2 separate regions of the Homo sapiens genome follow, and region 2 is linked to region 1. Evidence: chromatin loops called from intact Hi-C (ENCODE). Cell type or tissue: mammary epithelial cell. All regions are shown on one strand. Links, peaks and the distances in the headings refer to the core of each region. The heading gives the core; the rest is flanking DNA.

What was found. Peaks named below come from ENCODE experiments on the same cell type or tissue, not always from the same donor. Only the 100,000 strongest peaks of a DNase experiment are listed, where the experiment ranks them.
Region 2: a loop joins it to region 1, with 8 times the contacts of the local background. A loop is called at or near these places in 12 of 110 quality-filtered maps.

What each region holds. Positions count from the first base shown.
Region 1 is chr5:168,287,115-168,290,024 of GRCh38, reverse strand. No RefSeq gene overlaps it. Among named protein-coding and RNA genes, the nearest start is that of WWC1, 3.1 kb to the left of the region's middle. In mammary epithelial cell, for the core only: no CTCF peak of the experiment used is centred there; a DNase peak (open chromatin) is centred at 1,494; H3K4me3 peaks cover 294 bases; H3K27ac peaks cover 899 bases.
Region 2 is chr5:168,364,384-168,367,293 of GRCh38, reverse strand. The region is part of intron 1 of WWC1 (WW and C2 domain containing 1); the gene reads right to left. Among named protein-coding and RNA genes, the nearest start is that of WWC1, 74 kb to the right of the region's middle. RefSeq lists an enhancer at 1,642-2,175. In mammary epithelial cell, for the core only: a CTCF peak has its summit at 1,548; DNase peaks (open chromatin) are centred at 1,003, 1,453 and 2,073; H3K4me3 peaks cover 257 bases; H3K27ac peaks cover 1,764 bases.

The DNA.
Region 1 (2,910 bases), core at 241-2,740:
TCTACACTTCCTCTGTTTGGGTCAAGCCTTTACTACATAAAAACCCACTATTGATTAGAGCAGTAGCCCCAAAGCAAAGCCAACCTGGTGCTAGGTTCTTTGAATACATGATCTCAATCTTCATAACAACCCTCTGGCATAGGAAAGTCTATTTATTATACCCATTTTACAGATGAGGCTCCAAGATGCTTTGTTGTTGGCCTGGGATACAGAGCTCATAAGACAGACTAGGTCTGACTCTAGTGCAGTGTTCTCAGTTATTAACCTATACTTTCTTTTTTTCTTTTTTTGAGATGGAGTCTCCCCCCATCCCCCAGGCTGGAGTGCAGTGGCATGATCTCGGCTCACTACAACCTCTGCCTCCCAGATTCAAGCAATTCTCCTGCCTCAGCTTCCAGAGTAGCTGGGATTACAGGCCTGCGCCACCACGCCCAGCTAATTTTTGTATTTTTCAGTAGAGCTGGAGTTTCACCATATTGGCCAGGCTGGTCTCGAACTCCTGACCTCAGGTGATCCGCCCACCTCAGCCTCCCAAAGTGCTGGGCTTACAGACATGAGCCACCTTGCCTGGCTGACTTTCTTTCTTTCTTTCTTTTTATTTTTGAGACGGAGTCTCGCTCTGTCACCCAGATTGGAGACTTTCTTTCTTTTTTAAATCACTCTGCAGCCTCAGAACTTCCCCATGGTTGGGATGTGGAACATGACTGATACTGACAAATGTTCATCTCTGTTGATGTTTGCTTCATAGTTTTTTGGTTGAGAAGCAAGAGCTCTAGAATCAGGCTGTTTGGGTCCCAAGCCCACCCGGTTTTCTAGCTGTGTGACCTTGGGCAGCTTGCTTCACTGAAGTCTCAGTCTTTGATTTGAAAAAAAATCACATAACAATATGGACTCCTTTGGGCTTGTGGTTAGGGCAAAGCAGGAGGAGAAATGTGAGGGCTTGGCACTCAGCAGCACGCCTTCATCTCAGGGGCTGTGGTGCGGTGCATTCGGAGCACCGTGCCTGGCAGCAGACACACCTCTATGAAATGTGGACCATTTGAAGTATTTTCTGTTCAAAACACAAATCCACGTCCTTTCCCCTTCTGAAAATTATGCCTGCTTGCTTGCAACAGTCCTCCTAATTGCTGATTTTTTTTTTTTTGGCCTTATTTTTCAACCAAGCCTTTTTACTGGTTGGCATTGATTGTGAAGAGAAAACACCTTTTAGACTGCCAAGTCCCACTTTCGTTTTAGTCCAGCCACCCAAACCCTGGCATTTTCCAAATGGCTTGCTTCTTTGGACCTTTTGACCTGGCCTGGGAAGCAAGAAAGAGAGACCAGAGCAGGAATTGACTCCTGAATTAAGGCCTAGGTCTGTTCGCTCTTTTTACCTCCCATCCACCCCCAACGAAAGAATCCCAGGTTATCTCGCAGAAGCGGCAAGCAGGGTGAGGTAATAAAACAGATGACTGCCTGCCCCATGTGATGGCGCGTGAATCATCCCGGACATTCTGCGAGGCTGAGGGCAAACGTGAAAGAGATTAAAGGTAAAACCGGCTCAGCCACATGATAGGCTGAATTGGACGTTACTCTACAGGTGACTGAACTGCAGGAATCCGAACTGAAGACAAGAAGCCCAGCCCTCTCCTGGCCACCCTCCTGGGGCTGCGTCTGGCTGCCCGCGTGTGGAGTTGAAGGAGACAGGCTTGGGCAGTGTTGGGCAGTGCAGAAGTGACCACAGGCCAAGCCTTTCTAATGACAAAGGCCACATCCCGGTGGCCCAGAGGAATCACCTGAGCCTGAGACAGGCTGTCTTGTTTTTAAAAACGATGCGCACTTGAACCCTTTTCTCCACTGCAACTGCAGGGAAGAAAGGCCGTTATCCACACGTGTTTTAGAGTGTTTCAGAGAGCCAGAGTCACATATTCCATGAAGATGGTAAAGAGGAGAAATTAAATATAAAACAAAGGAACAGATATGTTAGCAAGTCCAGTTTCCTGTTCGCATCTGCATTCTTCAGGGGAAACTGAGGCTTTGAGAACCTCTGCTGAGATTTTGCTTCCTGCTCCATGACTCTACCTCCCTACCTCATGCCGTCCCTCCCACACATCCTGGGGAATGCACAGTTATGTTCTATGATGGAGCCAATAATGTCCCCTTTCTTGAGTCATGCATTATTTGAGGTTCATAAATGTACTGTGGACTCTTTTTTTCCAATGATGGGAAAACACGTCCTAAGCCAGAGAAAATGAGGGTGGAAGAAACCTTGGTAACACGAGAGCCGAGGCAGAAGAGATGGTTTTTTATTTACCTCTCGGTCCTCCGTGCTTAATTCAGTGCTGGGAAATCAACTGAAACAAGTCTTGCACAGCCTACTCATTTTACAAACAGAGAAATGGAGTTTGTGTGAATAATGATTTACTGCCCTAGTTCCTGCTGGTTCCATTTCATAGATGAGCAAACTGAGATTCAGAGAGGCAAAGTGACTTTTCTGTAGTCATGTAGATATCAACTTAGCTGCTTCTAGTGAGTTTTTGCTTCTGGACTCCCAGTGTGGGCTTTAGAGTGCCTGTGAAGGAGAGATTTCAGGGCCATGGTCTGGTTGGGAAAGGAGGTGGGGTGGCCAGGAGACTCTCCTTAAACTCCTACTTATGTTTGGGTTGTGCGTCTATTTGGAGTGGATGGAGGAGGCCATGGAGGTTGATGAGGGCATGCTAAAACTGGTCACAGCTGAGCTGACAATGAGAGGGCAGAGTTGAGGTGGGGTTCTCAATTCTAAGAGGAGGAGATAGTGCCCTGATCCCCCATTGCCTGCCCAGTGCTGTCCACAAGACCCCCCAAGGGGATTGGTGTAGGGGATTTCACAGGCTCAGCGGTCTCTGTGGGAAGAGGGGTACTTTTCTCCCTTTGTTGCCTGTCTTTCCTCCC
Region 2 (2,910 bases), core at 185-2,684, 77 kb before region 1:
ATCTGGAACACAGAGCAAGCTGTGCTAGAGATACAGAAGGTGAAATGAGACAAGAGGGACATCTGAAGCAGGCAAAAGGCATGGGGGCTTTAGCATATTTGGGACCTTCAGTTATCTATGTGTTGGTGCAAGGATATTCAATAGACCTGGGAAATCCATGGCTGCTTAATAAAGAGGCAATTAAGTGTTTCAAAGTCGGCTGGGTGCAGTGGCTCACACCTGTAATCTCAGCATTTGGGAGGCTGAGGCGGGTGGATCACCCGAGGTCAGGAGTTCAAGACCAGCCTGGCAAACATGGTGAAACTCCATCTCTATTAAAAATACAAAAATTAGCTGGGCATGGTGGCAGGCACTTGTAATCCCAGCTACTCGGGAGGCTGAGCCAGGAGAATCGCTTGAACCTGGGAGGCGGAGGCTGCAGTGAGCTGAGATCACACCACTGCACTCCAGAGCAAGATTCCATCTCAAAAAAAAAAAAAAAAAAAAAAAAAGTGTTTCAAAGTCATTAATACAAATGATTTACTGAGCTTGCTGGGTGTGAGGATGGAGATGGGGTTAGGAGGACGGGACTGAAACCCCGAAAATGTGTCACTATCTGGAAAACCATTAACTCCACTGATTGTTCCAGCCTTACACGTTGAGATGTCAGAGCCAAATACATTTATTCGCTCCAAGCATCAGTAATGTGACAGACATGTGGATACCCTACCAGGACACAATGCTGATTCCACTTGCAGTGAACACAGACACTGTGCCCAAGAGAAATAAAGCAGAGGGAGGCAAGAGGACCCAAAGCTAGAAGGAGAGGGCAAAGGAGAGAGAAACACTTTGGGTTTGATATTCTCATTCCCCTTTGATGCGATCACAGGGGAAATGCCAGAGGGCTGACTGACTGATATCCTGACTCCCAGAGCTCTTCCATGGGAAACAAGGAAGTGCCTATGGAAGGCTATGCAACTTACAAGAAATCTGGACAGCAAGATTCTCTCCGGAACAAATGCCAAGAGGGAGATGAATTATTCAGTGTGTAGAGATGTGTCATTCAGGATGAAGAGATGTGTTTTTGGCTGCACAAAGATTTAAACAGACACACTCACACATACATACATGCACACACTCACTCTTCCTGGCAGTTAAGGAGAGGAATTGTCCATTTAAACCAGCCACCCCCCGTCCCCCAGGAACTGTGGGTGCTCCACTGGCCTGAAATGTTTCACCTTGGGCAAGTGCTAAGGATGCAACCTGGGAAGAAATGTCCACTTTCAGATGTGGCCAGGACTTGGGGGCCTGCCTGGAACTCCCAGCCCCCACCCTCGGGTGAAGCAATTCACCACCATCCAGCCTGGTTCAGTCGGTCCCTGCTTCCAGCCTCCACAACTCGGGCTGCCGAAAACCCCAATTGTGAAATCAAATGACCCAGATGCTGGAGGGGCAAGAAGGGAGGGTGCCAGACAAGAACGAGTTCTGCCTCTTCTTAATTACAAATCTCTAAAGGAGCACAAACATTCCTGAATGTTTCTCAACAGGCCCTCCTGGAAAAACGGCCAGATGTGTCGCTGTGGAGACAGGTAGGTTCTGCCAGGAGCACCCTACAAACAGCACACAGGCACACCTGTCGGGGAGAGCCACCCCGGGGGCTGGAAGCCTCCCTTACCCTCCTCTCAGGGGCAACCACCAGTGGGTAACTGGTAGTTACTTTCCTACGGGCTGTGAGGACATGAGACCACGGTGGGCATTCGGCATTCTGACAATGTGCCTTTTCTAAGGAGGCAGCTCAGAGGAGGAGAGGAAAGCCTTCTGCCAAGTTTAATACTGGGTGGTGATTCTCTCGGGACTGAAGAATGCATACCCTATCTTTCATGTTCCTAGTGTTTCCCAAGCAAGTCCCAGCTTCCCACAGTAACCTCTTTATTACCGTCCAGCAGGATGCTGGCCTGCTCTCTCTGAGGGCTGGCTGGGCGGGATCACTTTCTAAAGGGCCCTCCAGACTCCAAGCCAAGAACTGTCCAAACTTTCAGCCGAACCTCTCCTCCCCAGCCCAGGCACAATGGCCAGGCTGGTTCTTCCCGCCCTGGGCTGTTTCACACGCATAGTTCCCATAGCTAAGGTTGCACAATTCCTGATAATGCTCCTTCACCTGGGGCTGCTGCAGAACACCATTTCTAAGCAGTCCCTTCACCTTTAGCTCCGGGGAGGCCAGAATGAACAGGAAGAAAGGCAACGTTTGAAGTCCTTCTTCCTTTAATTCAGTTTGGTTCAGACTCTTTTACTCATTGTCTAACAAATCTGGGCATGATAAAAATAACCATCTCTCAAGTTTGTTAGGAGAGCTGAGCACATGACACACAGCAGAGCCTTCGTTAACACCAGCTACAGAGGAAAGAGACAGATAGGGCCCTGCCCTTACAGTCTAGAGGGCGAGATGCACCCCAGCCAGAAGCAAATCAAGAGGGCCATTTCAGAGAGATCCATGCTATTCAGGTGAAGTGGAGGCGGAGGTCAGCTTTGGCGGCTCTGGGGCCTGGGTATGCACTTTGGATTATTCCTCTGACCACTGCCCTTGTGTTGAGCTGGAGGGTGACCCAGAGACACTCTCTGCCTCACCCTCCACTCTCATCCTTCCACCCTCATTTCAATCAATCCACCAAGCAACAAGCATTTATCAAGTGAGTATGGCACTCCAGGCCCATGCTAGGCACTACGAGGGCTCAGACGCTTGAAGAAGCCATGTTTCTGCTTCCAGGGGCAGAGGGTCTGGCCGGGGAACAAGACTCACACTCCAAACAGGCAGGGAGTCATCCCCACAACATTCCATGGGAGTGTATGTGGCTGTAACGCTACCCGCGGCCTGAGCCACAGGTAATTAGAGGATGCAGGGATATTTAATAAGGTGCTACGTCAGCAGTATAG